2 separate regions of the Homo sapiens genome follow, and region 2 is linked to region 1. Evidence: chromatin loops called from intact Hi-C (ENCODE). Cell type or tissue: dorsolateral prefrontal cortex. All regions are shown on one strand. Links, peaks and the distances in the headings refer to the core of each region. The heading gives the core; the rest is flanking DNA. Region 1 overlaps LOC124900690 (a long non-coding RNA gene). Region 2 overlaps LINC02357 (long intergenic non-protein coding RNA 2357).

Region 1 (15,956 bases), core at 5,141-13,140:
CCCAAATAGGTAGTTTCCCAACTATTGCACTCCTTCCTCTCTACTCCTTGGAATTTCCAGTGTCTACTGTTTCTATAAAATAAATATTTTAAAATATCAGTAACTTGTCTTTATATTAGTAATAGTGAATTATACATAGAAATTACAAAGTAAATTCTTTAAAAATAGTATTATGAAGGCTGGGTACGGTGGCTCATGCCTGTAATCCCAGCACTTTGGGAGGCTGAGGCGGGTGGATCACCTGAGGTTGGGAGTTCGAGACCAGCCTGACCAAGGTGGAGAAACCCCGCCTCTACTAAAAATACCAAATTAGCCGGACGCGGTGGCGCATGCCTGTAATCCTAGCTACTCGGGAGGCCGAGGCAGGAGAATCACTTGAACCCAGGAAGCGGAGGTTGTAGTGAGCCAAGATCGTGACATTGCACTTCAGCCTGGGCAACAAGAGCGAAACTCCGTCCCCCTCCACCCAAAAAAAAAAGTATTATGAAAAAATTTAACAAGAAAATATTGGAATCTATATGAAGAAAGCAATACTATTTTATTGAAGAAAATAAAGCCTACCATGAATAAATGGAGACACATACCCAAATCATAGATTGGAAAATTATCATTAAAATAAAATTCTTTATAAGTTAATTTAAAAGTGTTATTAAATCCAGTCAAAATTCTATCAATAATCCAGTAATAAAAAAATGAAAAAAATAAACTTTCAAAAGTGTCAAGAAAATGTTGAACAAGAATAATAAAGGATAATTTGCTGCACCACAAAAAAGTACTATAAAGTGACTGCAATAAAAATAGTATATTAATTGCTTGAGCCTGGGAGATTGAGGCTGCAGTGAGCCATGATTGCACCACTGCATTCCTGCCTGGGTGAGAGGGAGACCCTGTCTCAAAAAAAAAAAAAAAAAAAGCGTATTATGTTCCATAGATAATAGATAATACTTCTATAGTTCTAGAAACTACTCTTCTATGAATGAGAAGCTTATAAATAAGGCACACCTGAGTACAGTAGTGGTGCGCGGCCCCTCAGCAAGATAAGATCTCATTGATTTCAGCTGCCCTGAGCTGTTCCATTTTTTTCCCTCCATTTAGTCAGGGGGTCAGGCAACAGACTTAAAGCAGGCACTAGACTAGGCTATAGAGAGAGAACTGTGCAAAAGAATTTGTTACTGCTTTTAGAGAGTTTTAAGTCCAGTGGGAGAACCTGATAGTTACAGTAGTGAATAATAGCATATTTGCTGGTGGCAGGCTTGCTTCTCCCCAGTTTCATGGATTTATCTGAGCTTACAATCTGACAGGTTATGTTTATAATCCCTTGGTTAATGTCAGTGGCATTTTCCCAAAGAGCCAAGCTGATACAATTCCCAGAAAAGTAAAATTAATATAATTGCAGCTGAAAAATGGAATGTGAATTATATCTTCTTAGGACAGTGACTTTCAAACTTTTTGGTTTTAGGACCCTTACATTCTTAAATGTTATGGGGATCAATATACCAAAGTCAAATTTCTAGTGATGAAAAATCTGAAAATGAAATTTAAAAAGACAATTCTATTTATGACAGCATCAAAAAGAATAAACTACTTCGGAATAAATTTAACAAAAACAGTGCAAGTCCTAAACACCAGAAACTATGAAACATCATTGAAATAAATTAAAGAAGACCTAAATAAATGGAAAGACATCCCATGTTCACAGATTGGAAGACTTACTACAATTAAGATGATAATAGTTCCCAAATTGATCCACAGACTCAAAACAATGCCTATCAAAATGGCTGCTGGTTTCTTTGCAGAAATTGAAAAGCAGATCCTAAAGTTCATGTGGGAATGAAAGGGGCTCAGAATAACTATAACAATCTTTTAAAGAAGAACAAGTTTGGAGACTTACCCTTTCCCATTTCAAAACTTATTACAAAGCTACAGTAATCAAAATTGTGTGGCATAGGCATTAAGACAGACATATAGAGTGAAAGAATTGAATTTAGAGTCCAGAAATAAGCCTAGATATGTACAGTTGATTGATTTTCAACAAGGGTACCAAGATAATTCAAGGAGGAAAGAATAGTCTTTTCAACAAATGATGCTTCAACAACTACATATTCACATATGCAAGGATGAAGTTGGACCCCTACGTCACACAAGAATAAAGAGAAAATTATAGGGCTAACTGCAAGAGCTAAAGCTATAAAACTCATAGAAGAAAACTTGGGAACAACTCTTCATGACTGTGGATTAGGCAATGATTTCTTAAATATAAAGCTAAAATCACAGGCATCAAAAGAAAAAATAAACTGAACTTCATCAAAATCACACTTTTGTACTTCAAAGGAGACTGTCACAAAAGTGAAAAGACAACCCATACAAAAGTACATTAGTGGGCCGGGTGCAGTGTCTCACGCCTGTAATCCCAGCACTTTGGGAGTCTGAGGCAGGTGGACCACAAGGTCAGGAGTTCAAGACCAGCCTGACCAACATGGTGAAACCCCGTCTCCACTAAAAATACAAAACTTAGCTGGATGTGGTGGCACGTGCCTGTAGTCTCAGCTACTTAGGAGGCTGAGGCAGAAGAATTGCTTGAACCCGGGAGGTGGAGGTTGCAGTGAGCTGAGATTGCACCACTGGACTCCAGCCTGTGTGAGCGAGTGAGACTCCAACTCAAAAAAAAAAAAAAAAAAAAAAATACAATAGTGATTGCCAGGGACTGGAGAGAAGAAAGAATGAGGAATGACTGCTAATGGATAGTGTTTCTTTCTTGGAGTAATAAAAAAGTTCTGCAATTAGAGGTGATTGTTGTACAAACTTGAGGATACACTAAAAAAGCCACTGAATTGTATACTTTAAGAAGGTGATTCTTATGGTATGTAAATTTTAGTATTATTTAATATTAATAAAATAAAATATTAATATTAAATAACAATCGGCATTTAAAATATTTATTTTAAACTATTCTTATTAGAAATTAAAATTCATGCCTGTAATCCTAGCACTTTGCGAGGCTGAGGCAGGCAGATCATTTGAAGCCAAGAGTTTGAGATCAGCCTGGCCAACATGTCAAAACCTCGCCTCTACTAAAAATACAAAATTAGCCGGGTGTGTGGGCCTGAAGTGGTGTGTGCCTGTAATCCCAGCTACTCAGGAAGCTGAGGCAGAATTGCCTGAACCTGGGAGGCAGAGGTTGCAGCAAGCTGAGATTGCTCCACTGCACTCCAGCCTGGGCCACAGAGCGAGACTCCATCTTAAAAGAAAGAAAGAAATTAAAATCGATAACACTAAAAATATTGTTTTACAAAATTATAATTTTAAAATATAGTCATATAAAATAACAATAAGAAACCATTTACATTTAGCAGTATATATGCATACACATATATGTATACATATATACACACATATATGTATACACACATATGTATACATATATACACACATATATGTATACACACATATGTATACATATATACACACATATGTATACACACATATGTGCATACATATATACACACACGTGTACACATATGTGCATACATATATATACACACATATGTGTACACATATGTGTATACATATACACACATATGTGTACACATATGTGTATACATATACACACATATATGTGTACACATATGTGTATGTGTACACATATATAGACACATATATGTGTACACATATGTGTATACATATATAGACACATATATGTATACATATATGTGTATACATATATATATACATATATGTGTACACATATATATATACATTTTAAAGTTTCTTTTTCTTCTTTTTTTTTGAGACAGGGTCTCACTCTGTTGCCCAGGCCAAAGTGCAGTGGTGCCACCTCACCTCAGCTCACTGTAACCTCCTCCTCCTGGGCTCAAGTGATCCTCCCACTTCAGCCTCCTTAGTAGCTGGAACTACAGGTAAGCACGATCACACCCGGCTAATGTTTGTATTTTTTTGTAGAGACGAATTTCACCATGTCACCCAGGCTGGTCTTGAACTCCTGGATTCAAGCAACCCACCCACACTGGCCTCCCAAAGTGCTGAGATTAAAGGAGTGATCCACTGTGCCTGGCCAAGGGAGGAGTATATTAATAGCTTTTAAGATAAATATGGATATTCTTTCTTGATATTACACTAAAATCTGACAAGTTATAGTTTCTTGAAGATGAAGATCATGTTTATGTGGAATCTGAAACCATAATGATGAAATTCCATATTCTGCTAAATTTAAATTATTAGCCCACCTTGCACTTTGGATGAATATTTTACCCATGCATGATTTTATAGCATCATGCTTTGTCATTTGGAAAATATTGGTTTACTAAATTATGCAGATCATCCAAATGTTGATCTATTTCAATTCCATACAAAAAACATCTTATTCATTAATATCACAATTATTCTCACTCAAAAGTCCAGAAATACTGAGAAAGTGTCAAACTCACCATAGTGGATACAAGCAATCCACAATTCTACTTTTCTCTTGAAAGCTCAAATTCTATCATTGGCAACAAATACAGTCAGTTGTTTTGTCAGTGACAGACTCACTTCATTTATTTTTTAAGAAAATTTCTGCGAGATACCCATCATCTCTGAATAACAATAGTTTGTCAGTTGATAGAGTGTTCTTTTACTTTTTATCATTATTATTTTTTTGAGACGGAGTTTTTTTGCTCTTGTTGCCCAGGCTGGAGTGCAGTGGCGTGATCTCAGCTCACTGCAACCTCTGCCTCCCGGGTTCAAGCTGTTTTCCTGCCTCAGCCTCCCGAGTAGATGGGATTACAGGCGCCGGCCACCATGCCCGGCTACTTTTTGTATTTTTAGTAGAGACGGGGTTTCTCCATGTTGGTCAGGCTGGTCTCGAACGCCCAACCTTAGGCGATCCACCCACCTGGGCCTCCCAAAGTGCTGGGATTACAGGCATGAGCCACCGCGCTTTTAAAAAGTAGCCAGCTTAGTTCACAATTCTAATAATTGCAAAAGTACTTTTCCTCAAGGCAAACATCATATTTCAGCATGCAGCACACGTGCTTTATGTGTTCTTTCTATTTAATCACACAGAATAGTAAAAAGACATGTATTTAAGTATGGAGGTTTAAGAAAATTAATAATTTTTACCACTTCAATCAAGGAGACTCTTAAATAAAATAAACTTGGACTTTTTTTTTTTTTTTTTTTTTTAACTATGAGTGGGTCTGTTGGTGAAAAATTCCATGATGACTAATGCATTCTATTACTTTGTGCTAAGGTGCCAGCAACTTTATCCACCATTACTTTTGTGCTAACAGGGGCAAATGTCAATGCAACCAAAAGGCCAAACAGCATCTTGGTATGGAGATAGTTATAACCTTCTTACCTCAAAGGGTCTTAGTGGTTCCTGAGGATCTGTGGACCACACTCTCTTTTCTTTTTTTCTTTTCTTTTCTTTTTTTTTTTTTTTGAGACAGAGTCTCGCTCTGTTGTCCAGGCTGGAGTACAGCGGCGCAATCTCCTGTCACTGCAAGTTCCACCTCTCGGGTTCACGCCATTCTCCGCCTCAGCCTCCCGAGTAGCTGGGACTACAGGCGCCCGCCACCATGCCCGGCTAATTTGTTTGTATTTTTAGTAGAGATGGGGTTTCACCATGTTAGCCAGGATGGTCTCGATCTCCTGACCTCGTGATCCGCCCGCCTCGGGCTCCCATAGTGCTGGGATTACAGGGGTGAGCCACCGCTCCCGGCTGGACCACACTCTCAGAACCTCTGCACTGAACTCTAAGGCCATGAGGGCAGCGTGTAGGGACCTTAATGATTTGGTTCACTGCTGTGTCCTAAAGACATGAGAAAAAGGCTGGACAAGAAAGGAGGATCTCAATGGGTATTTGTTGAATGAATATATGAACAAATCCCACAGAGGATCCAACTTTGTGCTCTCTTTGGTTAGACTGTGCGGTATTGAGCACTTCAAGAGCTACTGGTAGCATTAATCAGTGAAACATATGAAGTACTGCTTCAAATTCTCATTGGAAGTACAATTTTTTTAAAAATTCCCCCTTAAGAGGAGTTTAATGATCATACTATTAAGAGAGAAGGTTAGGGCCAGGCTTAGCGGCTCACACCTGTAATCCCAGCACTTTGGGAGGTCTGGGCGGGCAGATCACTTCAGGCCAGGAGTTTGAGACCAGCCTGGCCAACATAGCGAAACCCTGCCTCTACTAAAATAGAAAAAAATAAATGGGTGTGGTGGGGCATGCCTGTAGTCTCAGCTACTTGGGAGGCTGAGGCAGGAGAATGGCATGAACCCGGGAGGCAGAGGTTGCAGTGAGCAGGGATCGCGCCACTGTACTCCAGCCTGGGTGACAGAGGGAGACTCTGTCTCAAAAAACAAACAAACGAAAAACAAAAAAGAAAAAAAAGTGAAAAGAAGACAGGTCAGAAGTTCTGGCTCTGAATGGTCTTTCCTTATGTATAAATCACGTTAAACTGTTCCTCAACCTCTGAGTTTGCCTGGAATTTTCTTCATGCTTGATTCCAAGTCAGTTCATCAAAATAATTTTTCTTCTGCTTAAGTCTCCAATGTCAGCTCTTTTTTTCACACAAAGATTTCACCAGCACTAACTTGGCTAACAGATTCTAGAGTAAAACAGGGCTGCTTAACTTTTATCTGTGTGGTGGAAAGTGCTCAATTTTTTTTTTTTTTTTTTTATTTTTGGAGACAGGGTCTTGCTCTGTCGCCCAGGCTAGAGTGCAATGGTGCGACCTTGGCTCACTGCAACCTCGGATTCCCAGGCTCAAGTGATCCTCCCACCTCAGCCTCCCTGGTAGCTGGGACCACAGGTGCACACCACCATGCCTGGCTAATTTTTTGTAGAAACGGGGGTTTTGGCTTGTTGCTCAGGCTTCAACTTCACAACTCCTCATTTATATACGTGTGATATGTTGTTGCCAATTATAAAGTATGGATTAGTAAAGCCTTGATTTGCTTTCTGCACCCCACTTTGTCCTGGAGATGAGGGCCCATAATAAGGAATGACCCCAGGAATCCTTTCTCAACTTGGAGACCTTTCTCCCTCTTTCTCATCAACTATTGGGGGTCACAGGATATTGCACAAAACGAAGGCAGTTTGAGAGTCCAAAACCTTTTCACATCTTCTGTGTGAAAATTTCAAGAAGAAAATCAGCAGGATAAACATGAAAGGTCTATCTAACATTAAACCTGGAATGCAGTATGGGTTCAACAGATGAATCTGGAATCCAAATGATCATTTTGGTTTTCACCTTCTGAAGACATCAAGGACCCCCTTCCATAGACAAGAGCCCACTAAAACATGCTCTTCCTCATGTTCTTCTTAAATACGTCCTTCCCTACTTCAGCACGGGTATAGCTTGGTTGCTTTTCTCTCCCTCTAATCCTACATCTGGCACTTTGTGGGTGTTTAATAATTATATGTTCAGACGAATTTCTTCTAAATGTCTGTCCCAGATTAATTCATACTGTGTGAATGTTATTGATCTGGAGAGGAGGGTATAGTTTAGAGAATAAAGTATTTGAAAGGAGGAATGAATGACCCAGACGGGGTATCCCAGGGAATGGCAAAAAGTAAAAGTCAAGGTAAGAAAGAAGAGTAACTAACAGAAGTAGAGTTGTTAAATGAAAAACAGGACATCCAGTTAAATTTGCATTTCAGATAAACGGCAAATGATTTTTTAGTAGGCCTCATGCGATGTTGGGGTATAGTTACACTAAAAATATTATTTGTGATTTATCTGAAATTCAGTGTTAATTGGGCATTCTGTATTATTTGTGAAATCTGGCAACTCTAAACAGGGAATGACAGGGAAGTTTTGCTCACACGGAACTTTGCTCTGCCAAGGCTCAGAGGACGGGGTGCTGGGAGTCCTAAGTATTTCGTCACTTAAATTTCTGCTAACAGGATCTTATTTTCTTTATAAAACATCCTTTACAAGAAAAATTTTGCAAAGTGGAAAACTACATTTTACAATTCATTAAAAAATATATTTTGGCTTTGAGTGGAACTGTGATGAAAATAGAGAATGAAACAGCATAACGGAATTCACTGTCATCACTGAAACAAGGGGACTTTGCCATTTCCCCATAAACAAAGTTTAACTCTACCCAGGTCTCTCCTCTCCTCTCCTCTCCCCTCCCCTCCCCTCCCCTCTTCTCTTCTCCTTTTTTTCTTCTCTTCTCTGTTACTTTCCTTCCCTTCCCTCCAGTGCACTATAAAGGATGCATTAACTACACCATGACTGCTCTGAAAATGTATCCTGGGATCCTTGGTTGACATTTGCTTTTAGTACAGGCAGAGGTCACTTGGAGCAAAGTTTACAAGCCTTTTCTTGATTACATTGTGCTTAAAGTGTTAACCCTGTTAGCAGTCACAGCACAGATTTCCTCAATGAGACTCTTGTGCGCCTGACAATGTAACTATTTATTTGCAGAGTCACTACCATTGACATTTGTGCTGCTCAATGCAAAGTGTTACCAGTGCTTTCTTTATGTCACTGTTTCTCTTCAGTAACCAAGAAAAGCAAAACAAAGTACAAATAACTGCTTATTCAGAAAGAAATCTCAGATTGTTCCTTAAACCTGCTCCAGGCAGCGGATACAGACTTTTGAGTGATCTGGAAAATATGAAAAGCACTTGGCTGGGATACAAAACCCGAACTGATCTGTGGTGATGGCAAAAGCAGAAATAGGAGCTCAGTAATAAAAATAAATTTCTATATGGCTGATCATGGTCCGGCTGGCTTGAGGAGGGAGGAGCAGGTCTTGGAAGTTAGGCTATTATCTGAGCAGTCGTTGCTTTGGTGGTGTGTGTGGGGGTTGGGGAATAGGGCTTTGCTTCATAGGCCATCCCTCAATTGTTGTCTGATTGATTGAAAAAGGCAAATGGTGCCGCCCTGTTCCTGCCAAGTGTTTTCTTCTGCGTCTGCTCTCCCTGGGTGCCTGGAGCGTTGATCTCTGTGGCTCTCTCACCTGCTGCTTTGTTCCAACAAAGCTGGCGTCTTACAGCCGCCGCCACTCACTCTTCCAAGCCGTTGTCCTGGCTGTCCTGACTGTGTAAACCCTGCCATCCCCATCTGCCCAGCCACCTGCCTCCTTGTCTCTAGATATCCTCCCGCGACCCCACCACTTCTGGGAAGCTCTCCGGAATTATGACCACCCACTTGTCTCCAACTGCTGGCCCAACCCTCTCCCCAAAGCTGCTCTCAAAACGACTGCATCTCATTTCTGTTGATTGTTTCTATGTCACAGCAGAGGGGAAGGTGCACACACACTGAGTCAGGCTGGGATTCATTTATTGACTTTGTCACTTACCAGCTCTGTGACCTTTGGCCACAACAGTAATGATGATACCCTACAACTATAAAACTCTTGTAGTGTGCCAAGCATGTTTACTACACTTTCCATACTTCCTTCTATTTTATCCCTGCATAGAAGCTATGAGATACATTAATACAATGATTCTCCTTGTTTTACAGACAAGAAAGCTGAGGCTCAAAGAAGTTAAGAACTTGGTTGAGCCAAGCATGGTGGCTCATGCCTGTAATCCCAGCACTTTGGGAGGCTGAGGCAGGCAGATCACTTGAGCCCAGAAGTTCAAGACCAGCCTGGGCAACATGACAAAACTCTGTCTCTACAAAAAATAAAAACATTAGCCAGGCACGGTGGTGCGCGCCTGTGGTCCCAGCTACTCAGGAAGCTGAGATGGGAGGATTACTTGAGGCTGGGAGGTCGATGCTGTAGTGATCTGTGATTGTGTCACTGTATTCCAGCCTGGGCAACAGGGTGAGACCCTGTCTCAAAACAAACAAATGAAACAAACACACACAAAATTTTTGGTCAGGATCAAATAGCTCTTTAATGGCCGGACATGATGGCTCATAACTGTAATTTAATTCCAGTACTTTGGGTGGCTGAGATGGGAGGATCACTTGAGGCCAGGAGTGCAAAATCAGCTTGGTCAACATAGTGAGACCTCATCTCAAAACAAAACAAAAAACAAAACAAACTCAAATAGCTCCTTCATGATAGAGCTAGGATTGGAACTCAAAGTGTCAAGCTGCAAGTCCAAACTCTTATTGGGATCCAAACACCAGGCTAGGTATCTTTATTATTTAATTCTCTCAACAGCCCAATTAAGTGTGTATTGTCCAAATTGTACTGATAGGGAGACCGAGGGTCAAAAAATTGAAGTGATTTTCTCGTGATCATGGCTCTAGTAAGTAGGCAATGCTGGATTCAACCCCCTAAAACCCTGTTTCTTCACTTATCACAAGCATCTTCCAGATAGAAGGCTTATACCTGTAGTGGAAGGAAAAATAGTGTGTTTGCACTGACAAGTTTGCAAGATGATGGAAATGTTGAGTCAAATCCAACTAAACAAACATTTTCCTTCTAATTTTTCTTATTATTTAATCCTAGGACTTCCTAGAGTCTTTAACACCGTGCAAAATATGCACTGTGAGGCTTCGAGAAAGGATTTAATAGGCAGCCTTTTCAAATTTATTCGACCATAATGATTTTTTTTTTTGAGACCCATCTATTAATATTTTTTTTGCAGTAGTGTTTCCCAGGACACAAATTTGAAAAACATTGCACTATATACTTAAGTGACAGCACACACAGATAAGAATACAGATAGAGAAATTGTTGTTGCTGTTGCTATTCAGGAGACCAGGATGGTCTTGATCTCCTGACTTCGTGATCAGGTAGTGATAAGGTTCTCCAGGTGCTTCCCAGAGCTATCGAGTCTGCCAGGGCCAACCAGCTGCTGTTGGTACTCAGGAGCCCGGCACCCAGATGTCATTTGCTTCATGGGTTCATTGAACTGGTGTTTGTTGTTGCTGCTGTTTTGCCTGAGCTCTACGGCTTTCTGGCTTCTTCCTACTGGGTTCTAATGTGGGCTCAAGCATTTCACAAGGGAGTCTGTTGTTAAAATCCAATAAAATCAAACTCAGAGTAGACATCAGAATCAGCACCAGCCTTAGTATAGGCAGGCATTGAGCACTTTAGGGCCATTGTAATAATAGCTACCGGTTAGTCAGTGTTTACAATGTACGGGGCTTAACATGGGTTGTTTCATTTAATCTTCCTGATAATAGAGATACTGTTGCAGAAATCTCCAAAAGGGCCCTTGTGTGGTCCCATCCACATTGAGTTAGGGACTGTCTTGTGTGACTAATACACTATCACATAGGTGATGCTGTGAGATTTCCAAGGTTAGGAATAAAGTCATTGAGCTTCCATCTTGGTCTCTTGAATTGCTTGCTCTGGATGAAGCCAGCTGCCATTTTGCCAAGACACTCAAGCAGTACTGTGGAGAGCCCATGTGGAAAGGAACTAATTTGTCAGCCAATGTGAGTGCCCCACCTTGGAAGTGGTTCCACCAGCCCCAGTCAGGCTTTCAGATGAATGCAGACCCCAGCTAACATCTGACTGCAACTTCATGAGAGACCCTGAATGAAAACTACCCAACCTGAGGCACTCCTGAATTCCTGAACTATAGGGATGACTATTGTTTTAAGCCACTAATTTGTGGAGCGACTTGTTACAAGCAGGAAATAATGACTACAGATACTATTAGTATTCCCCATTTTTCAGATGAGGACATCGAAGCTATAAGAGAGGTTAAATTGCTTATTGAAGGTCACAGGGCCTACTCACTCAAGGTCACAGCCAGAGTTTACGTGGCTGATACAGGATGCCACAAAGGACCTCTTTCCTCAATCCCCAAAATATTGCCCCAGAAGTCTGCAATAGTATCCACAATTCTATTTCTGGGCTCATTTATTCAGTGTGCTGATGTGATAATACAGAAAGTTTTGGAACCTGTCCATATTTTACCTCTCATGAACTTCAGCTCCTTAGAGAGTAAATATCATCTACCTGGTTGTGGATAAAATGATTGAATATATTGAAAGTTCAGGCAGATTCTAGGCACTGGATATTTGGAAGTTCCCTTCCCTTCCAATTCCTTCTTTAGCATTGGGCTTCACTTTGGTGGTGAGGAAAACAGAAGGTTAGCTTAGCCAACAATCTGTCATTCTCACCCTAAAGGGAATTAGCTCATCAGGATCCAGTCCTAACTGGCAGGAGACTGAAGAGGCAGGCTTTTTGCTTGGAGAGCAAAGGACAGGAAAACATAATTTCTGAGTATGGTTTACACTGGGAGCAGGCAAGCCTGGCTGGGTGCCCCAGAGAGCTCTGGAACAGCTAGAGGGCATCATGAGAGCCTGGAGAAGGCAGAAATGGGGCCCAGTAACTGCAATTGGGAGGGAACTTTCTTTCACTGATTTGCCTAAGGCCAGTCATTCCTAAATTGCATCACCAAAGATGATCATGGTATAAAGCATGGTCAAGAATAGCTGCTTTGGCCAGGAGAAGCTAAGAAAAAAAAGTTGTAATTCTGTTAGAAGTGTTTTTGTTTTTGTTTTTAAATGTTAATCCATGTAAAGACATAAGTTCTTGGCCCAGGTATAAATACCTTCAGAGATCCACAAAAAAACAAAGTTACACATCTTATTTAGGTCACATAGCTAAATAGAGGCAGAGTTTGGTCTAGAACTCAAAACCTACGTTGTAATCATTATGTTTGATCAAATCAATTTGTTTTGGCTTGAAAAGCACACACATCCCTTCTTCCAATAAACTTTTTCTCATTAACATTGCCAAAGGTTACTTATTTTGAATTTTTTCAGCACTAATAAGTAGTCTGACATACATATTAGATACTTGATTAAGCAAGGTTTTTTTTTGAACACTTACTATGTGCCAGGTACTCTATCACCTGCTAAGGATTTAGTAATGAGCAAAATGCACAATTCCCCTGTTGTTATGAAGGCTTTATTCAGCAGTGGATAGGGTGGAGTTATAAGATAGTTGAGAAACAGGCCGGGCACAGTGGCTCACACCTGTAATCCCAGCATTTTGGGAGGCCGAGGTGGGCGATCACTTGAGGTCAGGAGTTCGAAACCAGCCTGGCCAACATGGTGAAACCCCGTCTCTACTAAAAATACAAAAATTAGCTGGGCGTGGTGGCATGTGCCTGTAATCCCAGCTACTTAGGAGGCTGAGGCAGGAGAATCGCTTGAACCAGGGAGTAGGAGGTTGCAGTGAGCCTAGATCTCACCACTGCACTCCAGCCTGGGTGACAGAGCGAGACTCTATCTCAAATAAATAAATAAATAAATAAATAAGAAAATAAGATAGTTGAAAAACAAAATTATGTAATTAACTACAAGGTGATAAGGAAAAGTAAACAGGAACGGGGGACAGAGACAGGGTTTGTGGAGTAGACTGGTACAATTTATATAGAGAGTGGCCAGGGAAGTTCTCACTGAAAAGGTAACATTTGAGCAAAGACTTGAACAAGGTAAGAAAATGAGCCTGTGGTTATCTGGGGGAAGAGTATGCCACAAATTTTAGTATTACTACGGAATCATTCTCTGGTTCTTTCAGGCTTATATGTTTATTATTCTCCATCCCCTATTAAATTGTCAGGCGTGTGTATTTCATCTTCTGCTTCCTTTGGGTCTAATAGGACTGCTTTCTGCAGAATGCTATTTGTACCACAGACTTAATAAATGCTTGTTGAATATTTTGGTTAAAGTCATTTTCTCACTATTGCCCTTTTTAGGCAAGAAATGAAGGAAAAAGTACAGTAGTAGTTCAGTACTCTGTCCAATATTCTAAATGACTTAGAATGTACAAACCAACATCTAGCTGTACTATCCAACATTCTGGGTTAACATTCTTTGCCTTCCATAAACATTACATCTAAAAATATTTGCAAAAGTCGTGGCTTCTCCTAAATTCAAAACAGGAAGCCCCTATAGTTTCTAAGCTATGTTTATTCACCTCCAAACCCCAAACTAGAATCCACCATTACTTCTTTGCAATTATGAATTTTTTTTTGTACAATGAGCTCTGACATTTTTTGAAAATGGTTTCCTGCCTAAGCTAGAGACATCCTGTTATTCTTAATGATATTCTATGCCACCTACTATTAAGGTGTCTTGAATTCATAAGAACAGAACCATTCATGGCTAATCACTTGTTCCTCTTTGATTTTTGCAAAAAGAGACACTTCACAGATCTGCTTTCCAATTTCCTTTTGAAAAGGATTCTCAGTTTTTATATCAATGAGATCTTGATCTTGTTTGATATCAGTGCTTTGCATAACGGCATATAGCCTGTGCCTGTTTTATTTGCTCTGATTTTATTTTGAAGAGACAGACTGAAAATGAAAAGGAGTTATAACAATGGTGAAGGTACTAAGGATCCCAATAATAACGACACTGGGAGAAATCAAACAGAAAACTAAAATGAGAAGGTAGTGTCAGCAGCTGAGTAATAAACTAACATGACGCATACGAAGTGGAGACAAGGCAACATCTTAACGAAACTGAAGAGACTGGGGAATCAGGGTATATGATTTTCTGAAGGATAATTGAATTCAGCCCTAAGTGAAGAAGGAAACTTTTTGCAAGGAAACCTGTTACCAAATCAGATGGTAGGTAATAAGACACAGAAAATGTGAAACAGAAGAGCTTGTATGTGGACACCTGTGGGTTGTATAAATGCCTCTAACAATGGATATTAGAATAATGTGGAGATAATCATTTATAGTTTTCCCCCCCAGTATTTTAATTTATAGCTCCATACATTCTCTTATCAAATGTATTCATGAATGATTTATTTATCCTCTGGGGAAATAAAAGTGCAATCAAGTACCAACTATCCCAAATCTTAATCATTTCAGGATGTCAGCTATAGAAAAAAGAGGTTGTGTTTACTGTTTCTGCAGTGCATACAACACTACTTGTACATCTGGAGAAGGAAAAGCAGCTGCTCTCTCTGCATGTGAGACTTTGGTCCAATTATTTATCTTTTTGAACTTTACTTCTTTTAACTGCAACATAGAAATAATATTACAAAACTTAGATGGTGTTTAGGAACATAAATTACAATAGTCAAATTATAGCAGGTTCCCCGCACTCTCTTTACATATAGGGATTTATTTAATTGTAATAAGTCTTATGACACAGGTTTCATGATTTACAAATGAGGGAATGAAGCACAGAGAGATCCAAGCCATTTGCTCCCAGCCACACAACTGTGGAACTGGCTGCAGGGACCACATACTTGAACTCCACTCTGAAATCTTTCTCTAATAATGGAGATAAAGCACATAGTAAGTGCTCAGTAAATGATTATTATTATCGTTGTTGTTGTTATAGAGAAGAGATGTGTTTGTTCTTACACTTAAGAACATTCTGTTACAGATTGCTCCACTAAGACTCCCAAGTGCATTTAGATGGGAGAGAAATTGGAACTAATAAAACAGAAATTTTAAACTTAATTGGCTGGGTGTAGCGGCTCATGTCTGTAACCCTAGGAGGACTTTGGGATGCCGAGGTGGATTGCTTGAGGCCAGGAATTTGAGACCAGCCTGTCTCTACAAAAAGTAATTAAGGGCTGGGAGGAGGGAGAGTATCAGGAAGAATAGTTAATGAATGCTGGGCTTAATACCCAGGTGATGGGATGATCTGTACAGCAAATCACCATGGCACGTGTTTACCTATGTAACAAACCTGCACATGCTGCACATGTGCCCCTGAACTTAAATATATAAGTTGGAAAATAAAAAGATATTAAAATGTCTTCATTTACAAATAAAGCAACTGATTGGGCATGGTGGTTCATGCCTGTAATCCCAGCACTTTGGGAGGCTGAGGAGGTTGGATCATTTGAGATCAGAAGTTTGAGACCAGCCTAACCAACATGGTGAAACCCCGTCTCTACTAAAAATACAAAAAAAAATTGGCCGAGCATGGTGATGCATGCCTGTAGTCCCAGATACTTGGGAGGCTGAGGCAGAAGAATTGCTTGAACTCGGGAGGTGGAGGTTGCAATGAGCCAAGATCGCACCACTGCACTCCAGCCTGGGC
Region 2 (15,956 bases), core at 4,039-12,038, 150 kb after region 1:
TGGGGGTGAATGATGAGAAATCACTCAATGGATACAATGTATGTTATTTGGGTGATGGATACATTACAACCTCTGACTTCACCATTATGCAATAGATCCTTGTAACAAAATGACACTTGTACCCCATAAATTTATTTAAAAATTTTTTAAAAGAAACTGGCACAGAAATAATATCCTCTAGTAACCATTAAGTGTGAAAAAAAAATGCTTGAAAATGTTGACCCTTGGGAAGGAGGGATATTGAAGGTCTTGGCATGTGTTCCTGTCTATGAAACACATTAAGTCACAGACATGTCTCCCCCACCCACATAAACTGAGGAACATCTATCTGTTTAGGAAATAAGCTGTCCTAGGTAACCACCACTCCCATCCTACCACCCTTGGCCTTTTGCTTGGTGGCCTGGTTTGTCCCTGGGCATGCCCACAGACCTCTTAGCTCTAGATGTGATGATCAAAGGGAAGGTCTTAGCTCATCAACCGTGGGACCCAGAATGACCTGCTCTGGATAAGCCTGAGCAGCTCAGGAGGGACCTGGCATTTTGTCAAGTATATGGGCTAGAAACTAGAGTATTGCATTTATTTAGGCAAAGGCATTAAGCCGCAAGTATTTCACTTGATAAATTGGGTGATTTAGACCATATTTATACTCTGGATTTCTGGGAAACAATAACAAAGCATAATAATCAAATGTAGAAATTTTTGAGGATGAAATCATTTTTATAGAATGTTAACTTTGGAAAGCCCTTCAAGGTCTTCCAATGCTGTCCATTTACCAAATGGAGGAAGAGCGAGATCTGGAAGTAAACTGACTTGCTGTAGCTAGCTGGTGGCAAACTAAGCCTCAGAAAACCCAATACAGTGCCCCTTGCACCACAAGATGCCACTCATCACAAAAACTTGATTTCACCCAGCGTTCCAGCAGAATCATGTGGACTGAATAATAGCTGGTGCCACACATCAGCCCAAAGACGGTCATTTGTAAAAAGCCAAGCCCATCTAGAGCTTAACTAAAAAGCACAAATGTGGTAATGGAACATTCCTCTTGATCTCATGCTCCCAGTTACCAAATGTCCTATTACTTCTATTTCCTTTTTTAGACACTTGGTTACAAGAGATGTCTGTACCTGTTGTTTCCTCTTGTTTTCACCGTCTATGACTAAGTAAAATTTCCTGGCTAGACATCTCTTTAACCCCCTGTAAATTGGCTTCTTTTTTTCACCACTTTGATAAAGCTGCTTTGGCAAAGGTCATCGACGGTTTTAATTACCAGAGATGATGGCAGATTTCCATACCTTTCCTTTTTTTTTTTCTAGAACTCTCTGCTGCATGTGCTACTGTTGGTCTTTCCTCCACCTTGCAGAGGTCCTCCCTGGCTACCTATGAGGTTGCTTCTTGCTCTCTTCCTATTTCCTTGAACATTTCTTCTCTGTCTCCTTTTGCAGTCACCTCCTAACCACCTAAAATTCTTGTTCACCCCAGACTTGTTCTTGTTTTATTATTTTACTGCTTTCTTGGAGATATTTCAGTCAACCTCAATGTTTTAATCTTCATCTGTTTTGGTTATATGTTGCTACAACAGACCACCTGAAATTTAGTGGTTTCAAACAGTAACAAATTAGTATCTTCACAATCTTTTGGGTTACCTGGGTGAATATTCTTTGTGCAGTATTGGCTAAGGTGCTAACAGGGTTGATTGCTCAAAAATAGCCTCACTCATATAGCTGAAAATTGGTGCTGGCCACTTTACTGAGACAACTGAGGACCTTACTATTCTTTTTCTTTTTTCTTTGTTTTTTGACAGGGTCTCACTTTGTCACCTAGGCTGGAGTGCAGTGGTGTGATCTTGGCTCGCTGCAGCCTCGACCTCTCTGCTCAAGCAATCCTCCCACCTCAGCCTCCTAAGTAGCTGGTGAGACTACAGGTACACGCCACCATGCCTGGCTAATTTTTGTATTTTTTGTAGAGACAGTTTTCCTCATGTTGCCTAGGTTGGTCTTAAACTCCTGGGCTGAAGTTATCTGCCCACCCCAGCCTTCCAAAGTGCTGGGGATTATAGGTATAAGCCACCACAGGCAGCCATTATTCTTCTATATACTACTCTCCTCATGGCTGCTTGAGATTCCTTACAGATGAGGGCTGTGTTCCAAAAGGAAGGAGTCTGTGGAAGCTGCTGGTTCTCATAAGACAGATTTTAAAGTTCCATCTGACACTTCTGCGCTATTGTATTGGTCAACACAAATCACAAGGCCAGCCCAGTGGAAATAATCTACATTTATTGATAGGGAGTGGTATTTGTATGCAAGGAGGGAAGCAATTGATAGTGGACATATTTGGAGATTATCTACTATGTACTCTCATGTGCAAAATTCACTCCTCCCTCAAATTCTCATTCCATATGGAATCAGCTCCAAAAAAAAAAAAAAAGGAATCAGCTCAAAGTTTAGGACAACATCAGTTCAAACAGGCATTAGTGAGGATGAGGCATCCCTGGTCTACTCCTTGAATATAGCTTTTCAGCTGTGGTTTCTTGGATGTGAAGATCCATGAAACAAAAAAATCAGATGAGGCTGGGCGCGGTGGCTCACGTCTGTAATCCCAGCACTTTGGGAAGCCAAGGCAGGCAGATCACTTGAGGTCAGGAGTTTGAAACCAGCCTGACCAACAAAACCCAAAACCCCATCTCTGCTAAAAAGACAAAAAAAAAATTAGCTGGGTGTGATGGCACATGCCTGTAATCCCAGCTACTTGGGAGGCTGAGGCACAAGAATTACTTGAACCCCAGGAGGCAGAGGTTACAGTAAGCCAAGATCACACCACTGCACTCCAGCCTGGGTGAAAGAATGAGACTCTCACAAAAAAAAAAAAAAAAAAAAGTCCCAGTGATCTCAGAAGCTAACATAAAATTGTGGAAAAAAGAGAATAAAGCAACAATGTTTCTGCTCAAAAAAAGATGAAAACAGGAGACACATGGCCCTACTGTTCTTAGCAATTTTGAAACTCAATTAGGCACATATGGCCATTTTCTCTGATTCCAGGGGTAGAGAACATTCCCTAATTAAGAGTTCATTTCTGAACGGTATGGAGATTCCTTAAAGAACTAAAAGTAGAACTACCATTCCATCCAGCAATCCCACTACTGGGTATCTACCCAAAGGAAAAGAAGTCATTATTTGAAAAATACACAGGAAAATGCATGTTTATAGCAGTATAATTCACAATTGCAAAAATACTGAACCAATCTAAATGCCCATCAGCCAACAAGTGGATAAAGAAAATGTGGTATATATACCATGGAACACTACTCAGCCATAAAAAGAGATGAAATAATGGATTTTGCAGCAACTTGGATGGAGCTGGAGGCCATTGTTCTAAGTGAAGTAACTCAGGAATGGAAAACCAAATTCTCACTTACAAGTGGGAGCTAAGTTGTGAGGACGCAAAGGCATAAGAATGATATAAAGAACTTTGGGGACTCCGGGTGAAGGGTGGGAGCGGGGTGAGGGACAAATGACTATGTATTAGGTACAGTGTAAACTGCTTGGATGAAGGGCACACCAAAATCTCAGAATCACCATTAAAAAACTTATCCATGTAACCAAAAGCCATTTGCACCCAAAAACTATTGAGATAAACATTTTTAAAAATTTAAGCAGTAAGTATAATAATAATTTGAAAAGATCTGGAAGTCTTTGATCCACGCGGAATAGCGTATAAACTCTTTTTTTCAGAAAGCTGTTTGTCAGCAAACATCGTTATGTCCCCTTCCAATGTTATCAAGAACCTAAAACATGTAAGATGCACATAGTTTCAAATAAAATCAATAAACAATGAAAAGAAAGCGTTTGTTTCTGCTCCTTGTGAGTGATTTTCCATGGCTGTTAGCTCTTCCCTCTGGAATCTTGACTTCTCCTTCTAAATTGCCCTTCCTCTCCTATAAGAAATGCCCTGTGTTTGTAGCCTGCTTCTTTCATTAGGAAGTCTAGGGTCCTGGGACCTCTTTTTATTTTCCACTATCTTTCCCTTTGAGTTAAAGCGATATAATTCCTTTAAAAAATGTTGTGGGCTTCCTGTGTATCAAATTATAATCCATACCTAAGACAAAAGAATATCTGTAAGTCTCTTTGAGACAGAACCCTCAAGTCAGTGTGTGGTGAGGCAAAACATTTATAATTCTCAGAAGTGCTACTGTCTGATTAGGAGGGTCTAGAAAATCCCTTTAGCTATTTGTCTAATTGGGAGGTCCATGAGGCATCACTTTAAATCTTGCTGATATTTCAACAAAGGTTCTCACAACCATAGCCCTGATCTGTTCTTTACCTGGAAGCTATGTTTTCTTGGATTTGATTTTTGTCCTTTGGTCATTTCTTACTTTGGGAATCATTTGTTTTCCAGATAATCTGTGAATATAAAATTGTTTAAAAAGATTCCCATCAAGCAAGCCTTGCCTTGGAAATATTGCCTCTAAATTCTGCTTGAAAACCAATCAGTTCTTTCTTAAGCTCATCTCACTCCTCCCTACTTAAAAAAAAAGCTGCCATTCTGCTTGGAAATCTTCTTAGCCAGATACACACATTTATAGGTGTTCTTTCTATCTTTCCTGTCACTGTGGGCAACATTTCACCAATTATTCTGCCAATCCATAACCATGTCCCTGTTAAATTAAATTTGGCCTTAAGCGTCCTCCACACTTTGAATCCTATTGCAACCTAACTTAAGAGTATATTCTTGTAACAAATAGCTGAGTCTCAGCCAACCACGGCAGCCAAGCTTTCGTTAATTGCAGGCTGCCAGCTCCCTGTAACGTCCTTGAGAAAAGAAATCACATCCTAAGAGAAGCTATGTTATAGTGATATAAAGCCCATAATCTGGAGGCGTAGTGTCTGCATTGACATCTCATCTCTACTGTTTACTATCTGGATAATTCCAGGAAGGCTACATAGCCATTTGGTGCCTTGTTTCTGCATCCATAACATAGGCATAATACTAACAGGTAAGTACCTTACAGGTGTGTTATGAAGATTAAATGAGTTAATACATCTATTTTAAATAAGCAGTATCTGGTACCTGGAAGGAGGATAGGAAACACAAGTTATTCTTATTAACGATGATGATTTATTCAGTACCTAGTGCTTAATAAATACAGATGCTCCTGATACTAATAGGTAAGTACCTTAAAGGTGTGTTATGAAGATTAAATGAGTTAATATATATATTTTAAATGAACAGTGTCTGGTATCTAGAAGGAGGATAGGAAATGAGCTATTCTTAATGTTAACGATGATTTTATATTCAGCACCTAATGCTTGATAAATACAGATGCTCCTCAACTTACTATGGGGTTTCTTCCTGATAAACCCATCATAAACTGAAAATATCATACACTAAAAATGCATTTAATCCACCTAACCTACTGAAGCTCATAGCTTAGCCTAGCCTGCCTTAAACATGCTCAGAACACTTACAATGGCCTATAGTTGGTCAAGCTCATCTAACACAAAGCCTATTTTATCATAAAGTGTGGGAAAGCTTGGCGATTTATTGAACAGTGTACTGAAAGTGAAAAACAATATTGTATAAGTACTCCCAAGTATAGTTTCTACTGATTATGTATCATTTTGGCACCACCAAAATTAAAATATCAGAAGTGAACCATTGTGAGCCTGGGACTATCTATGGTTGTTGGCTTGAATTCCTTCTTTTTTCTTTTTAACTCTAAAGTGCAACCTTCCATTTTTTCACCAAGTCCCACAATTTTCTGTTTAAGTCACAGATTGTCTTGAACATTTGAATGGTGGGATTTCCACCCCCCACACCTGCTCCACCCACCCCCATTCCCTCTGACCTGGGGACAGCTGAAGAAGTAGATGACATCCAAAGATACACTTCTATTTGCCATCTCTGCACTGGGGAATGTCTCCTTGGCTGACTCAAAGGTTCTTCCCCAGCACCAGCCAAATGGAGATATAATATCAGTCAGTTGCTACTACTTCCTCATCTGCCCACATCCTGAGCAAAACAGGGGAATTCTTCACATACCCAGAGGAGTCCCTAAGGTAAATAGTCAAATTTCAATGCCTAATTGCCAACTATGATTCAAAGATAATGTAGCAATGAAAAAGCATGTGAGTCCCTTGCCATAAAAACAGCTCTTCAGAGGAAGGGAGTGTCCCCTAAGAGCCACAACTAGCCAAGAACCAGAAATAGCGAGTTTGTTTCTTAGCTATGTCTCTAGTTTCCTGTATAAAAATAAAATGAAGTGAATCATGTTTGCTCCCTAATCCCCACCAGCCTGGCTGCGCCAGGTGTCGGGACGTTTTCCTACAGCCCTATTCTGAGAACCTCTTCCTAAGATCTCCTGTGAGAGCCCAAAAGGAGAAGACTGGCTCCTAGAGCTCCTCATGGGAGCGCAGCATCTGAAAGGATGCCATCAGTCTAAATGGCCTGCTCCTTTTTCTTGGTACTTTAGAAAATATGTCTCTTTATACAATGCCAACAAAATGATTTGGTTATTTAAAAAATACAATATAATAAGATTAAAACACTTCCCTACAATGATAACCTATATCAAAACAAAAGCAAACACAAGAAGTAATACGCCTTCTCTTCATCACATAGAATCACAGGGTTTCATACAGATTCAGCCAGGAACAGCCTGAGATTACTTTAATGCAGTGCTTCTCAGTGAGGGTATTATAATAAGTTGAGGCTTTCTGGCTCCTTCTCAGGACCAGTAATGCTCGGCTCCCCTGCCTTCCTATCCCCAGGTATTGCAACAGTCAGATAGACTTCCACAAATTTCCAAACACCATCCCACATCCCCTGTCTCTGGGCACAGTACCACAATCCTTGCTCGCACTTGCCCCATTTGAATATCCTGCACTGAGAAAAGTTAAGCAAGGCCAGGCGCGGTGGCTCATGCCTGTAATCCCAGCACTTTGTGAGGCCGAGGCGGGCAGATCATTTGAGGCCAAGAGTTCGAGACCAGCCTGGCCAACATGGCAAAAACCCCATCTCTACTAAAAATACAGAAAAATTAGCTGGGTGTGGTGGTGCATGCCTGTAATCCCAGCTACTCAGGAGGCTGAGGCATGAGAATCATTTGAGCCTGGGAGGCAGAGGTTGCAGTGAGCTGAGATCACACCACTGTACTCCAGGATGTACTCCATCCTCGATGACAGAGTGAGACTGTCAACATTTTGTTCTCCATTTTCCAATGAGGAAACTGAGGCCAGAGTAATTAAGCAGTTTTGTCAAAGCTCACATCATCAAGTAATTGAACTGCAATTTCAAAGTCATTCTTATCTCAGTATGTTGTGCTGCCTCTTATAACCCCAGATGGTGCCAGGACAAGCACAGATGTGGGTTTTAATTTAAAACATTTATCGAGAGACTTCATGAAGTCTTAGGAATCACTTAGGAATGCCGTCGTGGTCAAGTGACCAGTTAATGAAGGGGCTCCCCACACTGACGAGGAAACCACCAATGGGTTGAGATAGTCCCAAGTGAAACTGTCCTGCACCGATTATTTCCCTAGCAGCATCCATGGCTAGCAGCATTCCCTAGCAGCATTCCCACGAGGGATCTTAGTGGCCAAGCAATAGTGTTTCTGCATCTCTGGAAAAGTCCACTCTGACTTTCAGCCAGAAAATAATTGTCTATGTTCATAAATTGGCAAAATACATTTCTTGCTACAATAAACAGGACTGCATCTCAGCAGGGGGTGGGGGAGCCTTTGGATAACTCTCCCTAAAGCTCCCTGCATCTTTTTGTATTTTCTGTCATCCCTGCAACTCACATAAACATTGTCCAGACCTCAGAGATATGACATTAGCTGGTTCTTTTTTAGTTGATTAGCTCTTCTGATATATTAGTAGATTATCAAAAGCAGTTTCAGTATGTCATAAAATCTGTTTGGTATTAAGTTGTACATGATGTGTTTTTCTCCATCTAGCTAAATAGTTTCCTTCAAATCTGGACCAGATGAGCACCCTGGGACTTGCATGAGCTCATGTGTGTATCTGCGTGGAATGCAGTACGTTGGGTCCCATTGGATGTGTGAGCATGTGTTTGGCCCCAGTGGAAATATCCTTAGGCACCGATGCCTCAGTTAGGGAAAAGATAAAGGCACAAGCTCAGATAACACATCTGCAAAATGTTAACGTCCTGGTGGTGCTCTCTATTCGAGCCACTTTTCCGGTTCTGTTTGATGGCTAGTTTAGGCAAATTGTGACGAGCATGAAATTGCCTTGATTCAGCAGCCCCTTGGGACGGGCATCTCATCCCTGCTCCCGCTCACTGTGCCTCTTGCTGCCGCAGGCTCACTGAGGCTCCATAGCTGGCTCCTGCTCATTCATTCAACAGGTCTCTTTTGAGCACCTATGATGTGCTAGGCACAGTGGAAAGAGGAGACTAAGAGCAGCCCTTGTTTCTGAGATATGGAGGAGGGTATAGAAATGTGAACCGACAATTGTGTTACAGCAGGATAAATATATCTACTGGAGCAGAAGAAGGGTCCAGACTAGTCCTGGGGAGAAGTGTGGCTCAAGAAAGCCTTCCTGGAAGGTCTACCCAGGAGCAGAGAGTTGAAGAAAACCCAAGAATGAGAGCTGGCGCTGGCCAGCTGTAAATAAGAGAGAGGTACCCCTTCTGGCCAGGAGCAGTCTCCTGCAGGCCATGCAGGTTGGCAGGCCCAGTGTGAGCTGTATTTAGTCTCTCCTCGTCCTCTCAAGTAGTGCCCTTGAGAAGTCAGCAACCTGCACAACCTTCCATGGGATCCTGGGATTATCCATGCCTTTTAGTTTCCTAGGGCTGCTTAACAAATTATCACCTACTGGGTGGCTTAAAACAACAAAACTTTATTCTCTCATAGTTCTGGAGGCCAGAAGTCCAAAATTAAGGTGTTGGCAAGTCCATGCTCCCTCTGCGGGCTCTAGGAGAGAATCCTTCCTTGCCTCTTCCGGCTTCCAGTGATTCCTCTGGGCAATTCTTGGTTTCAGGTTGCACTGCATTGCTCCAATCTCTGCCTCTGTCTTCACAGGACTGTCTGCTCTGTGTCAAATCTCCCTCTGCCTTTCTCTTATAAAGACACATGTCATGGGATTGGGGGCCCACTCAGGTAATCCAGGACGATCTCATCTTGGGATCTTTAAGTTGCTTGCATCTGCAAAACCCTTTCTCCAAATAAGGTCACATTCTCAGGTTCTGGAAGTTAGGACAGGGCATATCTTTTTGTGGGCCACTACTCACCCCAAGAGACCAGGTGAATAAGGAAAAAAGTATTTTCAGACAGGAAGAGCAGAGGATGTAAAGGCAAGGAGGTGTTTGTGGACTTGCTTCGTTCTTCAGTGGCAAGACTGCCTGGGGCTTAGGCTGCCAGAGGTGTGGTGGGGAGCTAAGACTGCCTTGGGAAGCAAGGAGCTGGTCTCAGAGGACCTGGAGTGCCCAGCCAAGAGGCTTGAACCACAGCCCAAAGGCAATAAGCAAGCTTTGCAAAATTTTAATTTTAACCTAGAAAGATCACGTGGGCTGATGGTTAGAGAATGTACTGGAGGCCAGCAAGACAGGAGGTGAAGAAATTCCTTCCAGAGGATGTTGCTCTTCCTCAGGTAAGGAATTTGGTGGCCTGAGCTTTGGAGAAGAGGTTATGATGGTGTGACACTGAGGAGAGGGGACCACACACAGCACTTGGTGGCTGATGTGAGCTGAGTGGGGAGGGAGCACTATTCCGGAGGTGTCCTGGCCCCAGCACTGCCCATCGTCCACCTTCAGGCAGCTATGGATACACTGGCACTGCTCTTCACAGATCAGCCCTTCGCACTTGAGAATTTGAACATGAATTTTCAAGAGCTTTGAAAGCACTTTGACACAAAAGAACATCCCCAAGAACTGGGTTGAACACTGACCTCTCGAAATTCATGTCTTCCTCGAACCCGTGGGTGTGACCTTATTTGAAAGTGAGTCTTTGCAGATGTAATTATGTTAAGGATCTCAAAATGAGGTCATCATGGCTGATCCAGGTGGGCCCTAGGTCCAACAGCAAGTGTCCTTATGTGAGAAACGCAGAGAAGGGACACTTAGGGAGAAGAGGGGGCCGTGCGAAGATGGAGGCAAAGATTGGAGTGACGCAGACACAAGCCAAGGAATGCCAAAGATTGCCTGGAGCCACCAGAGGCTGGAAGAGGTAAGGAGGGATTCTTCAATAAAGCCTCCAGAGGGAGCATAGCCCACACCTTGATTCCAGACTTTTTGGCCTCCAGGGCCATGAGAGAATAATTTCCTGCTGTTTTAAGAAACCAAGTTTGTAGTAATTTGTCATGGCAGCCCTAGGGAACTGCTACAGATTGACAATGAGCATGAAATACTTTGGACTTTAAAATAATAAGAAAAAGGAAAATAGCAAGATGACTAGATAGATGACTAGAAGTATGGGAGTTTCGTACTAGCAGCTATTCTTGTTCTAAGAAAGGGGCCCCTTCAGCCTTCCTGTCACTGTGCCATAAGGGACCAAGCTGTCTTGACCTTTTAAGTGAGTTTGCTAATCTCTCCACCTGTTTTCTTTGCTAATATAGCTGTTCTTTCTGTCATGCTAGTGTGCACCCGGGGAGCTGACAGAAATCATTGGCTCTTGATACTGATCATGCAATAAAAATGGCAAGCTGATTAGTCAGCCAGAAAGGAGAAGCCTTTTTCCCATTAGAGGCATGATCTAATGCTGTAATCACCTAGCCTGCTGACAGCGGCCAAGTGCTTGTGGTCGCAGAGTCCTCAGAACAGGTGAACCCTGTTAAAAAGCACCCTTCTCCATGGTTTCAGCTGTCCTGCAGAACATCTTAAGTCTCAGTCCCTGAAATATAACAATGAGACGGAACTCCTGTGTCCCTGAGTTTATGACAACCTTCCAAGACCATCCTTTTTGTAAAAAATATATATATATGCAAATAAAAGAACTCCAGCTTCCAAACCAGGAGGCTTCAGGAAGCCCAGGGTTCTTCCAAGGAATGTAGACACAGTCTTGGCATTCACTTACCATTTCTCCACCTGGATGTGTGTCCCTGATCCAATGGATTCAGTGCCTCCCTTCACCCCAAGACAATGCTAACATGAGGCTTTCTGGCTCAACTGAAAGCTTGAAAAAATTTCAGTGCAGAGAGGGAAAAATGAAGCTCAGTGTCAGCCATGACCAACCATACCCCAAGTCCTTGGGTCAAATCTCATCCCACCCAATTCCTACTGGTCTTCCTTCACCTTCAGGCTCCCAGCACATTGCCAGGTGTGCTCCTATGCCGTCTTTACCTCCACACCGGGGTTTGCATTGACTGTGTTTCTCTTTCCCTGAATGCCGTGCCCCCACAGCCTCTTCCCTCTGTCTACCAGTGGAAGCCCCAAATCCATTAACATCGGTACAATCCTCACTCTTTTACTTTGGTAGACACAGAGCTTGAGTGTTTCCTTGTCTAGGCTTTCCCATCCCAGAACGGAATTTCCTTTTGCACAAATAAAAGCTCAATTAAGAACGTTTTCTCCACCAGAAAGCGGGGCCCCCACAGACTAATTTGGGTTTCCATTTTTAGCAGCACAAAGAATTGGCAGAAGCTTTGAAATTGCAGTTCTTCCTCAAAGACGCCCAAGAGCCCAGATCCAATTCTGAGGCAGAATCAAAGTTCACCTACTGAATTTCCCTCCTCTTACTTCCATGACAGGGAAAGCTTTCCCCAAGCCCTCAGAGAACTTGATCTTTGTAAAGTAGAAGATGCAATTCTTCTCCCAGTAATCAGCACTGGGTGACTTTGATCAAGAAGGTTAACTGGTCTGAGTGTTGGACTCCCTAGCTATAAAATAGAATTAATAATACCTTTTCGCCATAGGGTTATTGTAAGAATATTTAAAGAAAGAACTTAAGAAAAGTGTCTGGCTTGGTGTGTGGCACACAAAATACGTTCATTACTTCTTCCTTTCATTGTATGATTAAGCAATAGTTTGCTTTGTTGCCTTATACAAGGATTATAATATAGTTCTAAGGATTATCTGAAGTTCAGAAACTGGTTAGCGAAGATACACTGAGCTCTCAACAAAGTCAACATGCACTGCATTATAGAGTGTTCTCTTGGCTCCATATCTGCACATGCCTGTAATTATTTATTTGAGATGAATTCCCAGATATGGAATTCGTGGTCAAGAGGTACATACATTTTTAGGACTGCCGCTATACATTGCCAAATTGCCTGACAGAAAGTCTGTGCCACAGACTTCTTACCTCCCCCACAGAATTGTGTCCGAGAGCCTATTTCTTGAAATCTTGAGTTTTTCCTCAAAATGTATTAGCTTGATGGGAGAAGAGCGGTTGTGGAATTGTTTCTCAAACCTGGAAAACAAGCATCCCACAAACCCAACTCACTTATTTTAAAAATGAAGATCCTAAGACTCAGAGAGATTAAGTGACTTGGCGAATTCATCTAATTAGTAAGACAGCCAAAATCCATACCCCATGTTTCCTAATGCTGGAATTCTTTCCATTATACCACTCCAGAGAGAGAGTGTTAGCCCTGAGGTGAAACCACTCAGGGACTGCTTAATAACAAAGTTCAATTAGACCAGAGGGAAGGCGCTGTAGAGAAAAGTGCTAATGCAGAGAGCTTTAATTAGTGTCTGGCTAATTCATCCTCAGATAAGTACAGTGTAGTGTTTGTGTTAGCACCACCTACTGGTGAAAATTTAGACTTGTACAGGATTCCTTTTATGGAGTTGCAGGTAGAATGGGAAAAATCTCCGGAAGATTTGGACTGCTTTAAACTGTCTTATTCTAGAAAGAAGTCGGTAGAAAAATGAGTAGGTATGGAGTCATTGAGTCATGAACCATAAGGACTTCAACTTCTGTGGTCTCAGAATTGCTGTGAATGAAGTTCCAATTTCCTGCAGCAACAAAGTCAGTTTCCTGTTCTTCCTATCGGCTATGTAGAATGTAAACCTCTTCATTTTTCTATAACCTAATTTCTAGTTTAAGTCTACATTCTTCTAGTGGCAGGAAACTTAATATATAGTGTCTTCCTGGTAAAAATCACTCACTTCAGTGTTTATGCAGTCATGCCGGTTTCAGTCACTCAATTCAAAATTTCATGCCCTTCCCTTCTTCTTGGGGTTGCTGGTAAGATCCTGGAAATATAGGATGGTGTAGGTGTAGAAAACGGGGTTCTGGGGGACTGAGAGAGGGATGGGGTGGTATGGTCCACAGGCATCCTTAGCCTGAAGCAGACCTGGTCTTTGGCCATCAGCACCTATGCGTAGTGGCACCCAGGGGCCATACTTGGAGGCTGCCAAGTCCTCCATTGTTAGAAAGCCCTCCATCTCCACTGTATCTTCTTGTCCCAACCTCAAGCTCTGCTCAGGTCTGCGGCCCTCTTTTGGCCATTTTGTGCCCATTTTGGAGGCAGGAGCAAGGGAAACTTTAGGATGCTCTCTTACATGGGCCTGGCTGTGACAGATCGGGGGCTTTCCTGGGGCCTCCCCACTGCTTTGCTCTGTTGCGCTCTCTTCTCCACTATGGCCAGCATACAACGCAGGGGATGGCAAACTATGCCCTGTAAAGGGCCAGACAGCACGTATTTTAGATGAGTACTCCACTCTGTTACTGTAGCACAAACGCTGCCACAGGCAATAGATAAATGAACGGGCATGGCTGTGTTCCAATAAAACTTCACTTACAAAAGGAAGTGGCATGCTGCATTTGGCCCTCAGGGCCCTTGATGATCTCGGTATGTATCTGTGCTGTTCTCCCCTAACTCCAGGCGTCTCCCGTAGATCAGGGCACACATTCTCAGGTCTTGGCATTACTAAACCTATCTTGATGATTTATCACCCGCTACCCCACTTCAGAAAATCACAAGACGAGGGAGCAGGCAAAGTGCAGGACCCCTCAGGGCTATGTCAGCATCTTCTTCTTCCCTTCTCCTCTTTCCCTAGCTAGAGCAACCATCCTTTCCTCTCTTTCCATTCTCTTGTTTGTAGTATAAACTTTTATGTCGTGCTTACGTGGGGCTTAGCCTTTAGATTTGATCACACTTTTCTATCACAAACCTTGGCTATGGAGGACCCACCCAATCTCTGTAATAAGAGTCAAGAGCCTAAATGATTCAAAGTCAAGAACTTGACATTTGTTCTGTGTTCTTCATAATCCCTCCCTTCCCTGTGAGTAGTGGATACCTGGAGTGACTGGGAATATGGTCCCATGATGTCCTCTAACCCTTGCTAAGTTCTGGGCTTTGACCAAGCCTCAGCCATACTCTGAGGGCAGCTGGATTCAGGTAAGTTTGCTGGTCTGGTATTTGTTCCTCTGTCTTTATCCTATGAGGAAATAAGAAGAGTAAGGTTAACTTGACATTGTTAAAAAAACTGCTCACTCACATGAATAGAAATGAATCCTTTTGGGGCAAAACCATTTAGAACAGAGCGTTTCAAACTGCAAATTGCAACCCTTTAGGGTAGGGGTAGGCAATTTTTTTTCAGTAAGGGCACAAATTGTAAATATTTTAGGTTTTGTGGGCTGTACTCAACACGCAACTCTCAACTCGCAACTGCTCAACTCTGCCACTGTAGTGCGAAAATGATCAAAGACAATGGGTAAACAAGTGAGCGTGTCTGTCCTGTAATTAAACTATTTATGAATACTAAAATGTGAATTTCATATAATTTTCACCAGTCATGAGATATCATTCTCCTTTTGATTTCTTCCAACCACTTAAAAATGTAGAAAATTTTTAATCTTATCTTTTTAACTTTTATCTTATCTTTTTTATTTTATTTTTTGAGACAGAGTCTCAAAAAGTTGTATGGAGTGCAGTGGTGTGATCTCAATTCACTGCAACCTCTGCCTCCTAGGTTCAAGCAACTCCTGCCTCAGCCTGCAGAGTAGCTGGGACTATAGGCATGTGCCACCATGCCCAGCTAATTTTTCTCTTTTTACTAGAGACAAGGTTTCGCCATGTTGGCCAGGCTGGTCTCAAACTCCTGGTTTTAATGCAATCTGCCCACCTTCGCCTCCCAAAGTGCTGGGATTGCAAGTGTGAGCCACCGCGCCTGGCCAAAAATGTAAAAAACATTTTTAGCTTACAAGCCTTACAAAAAGAGGTGGTTAGTTAGATTTAGCCCTGGGCCATAATTTGTTGACCCCTCAATTAAGGGGGTCATGAAATCAGTTAAGTGATACTGGACAAAGAATTTTTTTAAAAAGAAATAAGATAAAGTAGAATGAAGGAGACAAAATATCAGAATATACTGTACACAAAAAAGGTTTTGTAAAATGTTGATTTCAGTTAATACACATTTGTGTGTATTGCACTGTGATGCAAAATGTATTTCTTGCTGTGGAATGTGGCTGGAAAAAGTTTGAAAATCAATTTGGAGAAACATTTCTTTCAGTGTGACATTTTTATTTCCAAAGAGTTATGCCTTTGTTTATTCCACACACCTTAAGATTTGATGTTAGTGTTGCCAGATAAAATATAGGACACTCAGTTAAACTTGAATTTCAGATTAAAAATAAATAAATTTTTAGTATAACTATGTTCCATGCAATGTTTGGGAAATACTCATACTAAAAATTACTCATTTCTTATCTGAAATTCAAATTTGACTGAGTATCCTGTCTGTTTTTCTAAACCAGACAATCCTATGTGGTATATTACAATTGGTTATTATTATTATTGTAATGATCTTAAAACTCAGGTAGGGGCAGCCCAGTTCAGCTGGTAACTTAAGGGAAAATTGACATTTAACAGTTCTTCCTATATGCCAGGTTTTGTGCCCTCTCACAATTGCAGAAGCACTAGCCCTCACTACAGCCCTCTAGGAAAGGTACAGCTTTGTTATCTTCACTTTACAAGTGAGGAAACTGAGGCACAGTCTGACCTCAACAGGGGATTTAACAGTATAAGAGGGATGGTTCCAAGTCCTTGCCACACCAC

What was found. A loop is a pair of places that touch in the nucleus more often than their neighbours do. Peaks named below come from ENCODE experiments on the same cell type or tissue, not always from the same donor. Only the 100,000 strongest peaks of a DNase experiment are listed, where the experiment ranks them.
Region 2: a loop joins it to region 1, with 3 times the contacts of the local background. A loop is called at or near these places in 10 of 110 quality-filtered maps.

What each region holds. Positions count from the first base shown.
Region 1 is chr4:26,231,931-26,247,886 of GRCh38, reverse strand. The region is part of intron 1 of LOC124900690 (a long non-coding RNA gene); the gene reads left to right. It also overlaps a transcript of RBPJ not described here. Among named protein-coding and RNA genes, the nearest start is that of RBPJ, 81 kb to the left of the region's middle. RefSeq lists enhancers at 8,440-8,988, 8,989-9,539. In dorsolateral prefrontal cortex, for the core only: CTCF peaks have their summits at 8,304 and 12,211; DNase peaks (open chromatin) are centred at 8,868 and 12,195; H3K4me3 peaks cover 1,319 bases; H3K27ac peaks cover 6,352 bases.
Region 2 is chr4:26,078,831-26,094,786 of GRCh38, reverse strand. LINC02357 (long intergenic non-protein coding RNA 2357) reads right to left here. Exons shown (of 3, transcript XR_925506.3): 2 at 14,197-14,337. Among named protein-coding and RNA genes, the nearest start is that of LINC02357, 16 kb to the right of the region's middle. RefSeq lists enhancers at 5,988-6,097, 13,408-13,587. In dorsolateral prefrontal cortex, for the core only: no CTCF peak of the experiment used is centred there; no DNase peak of the experiment used is centred there.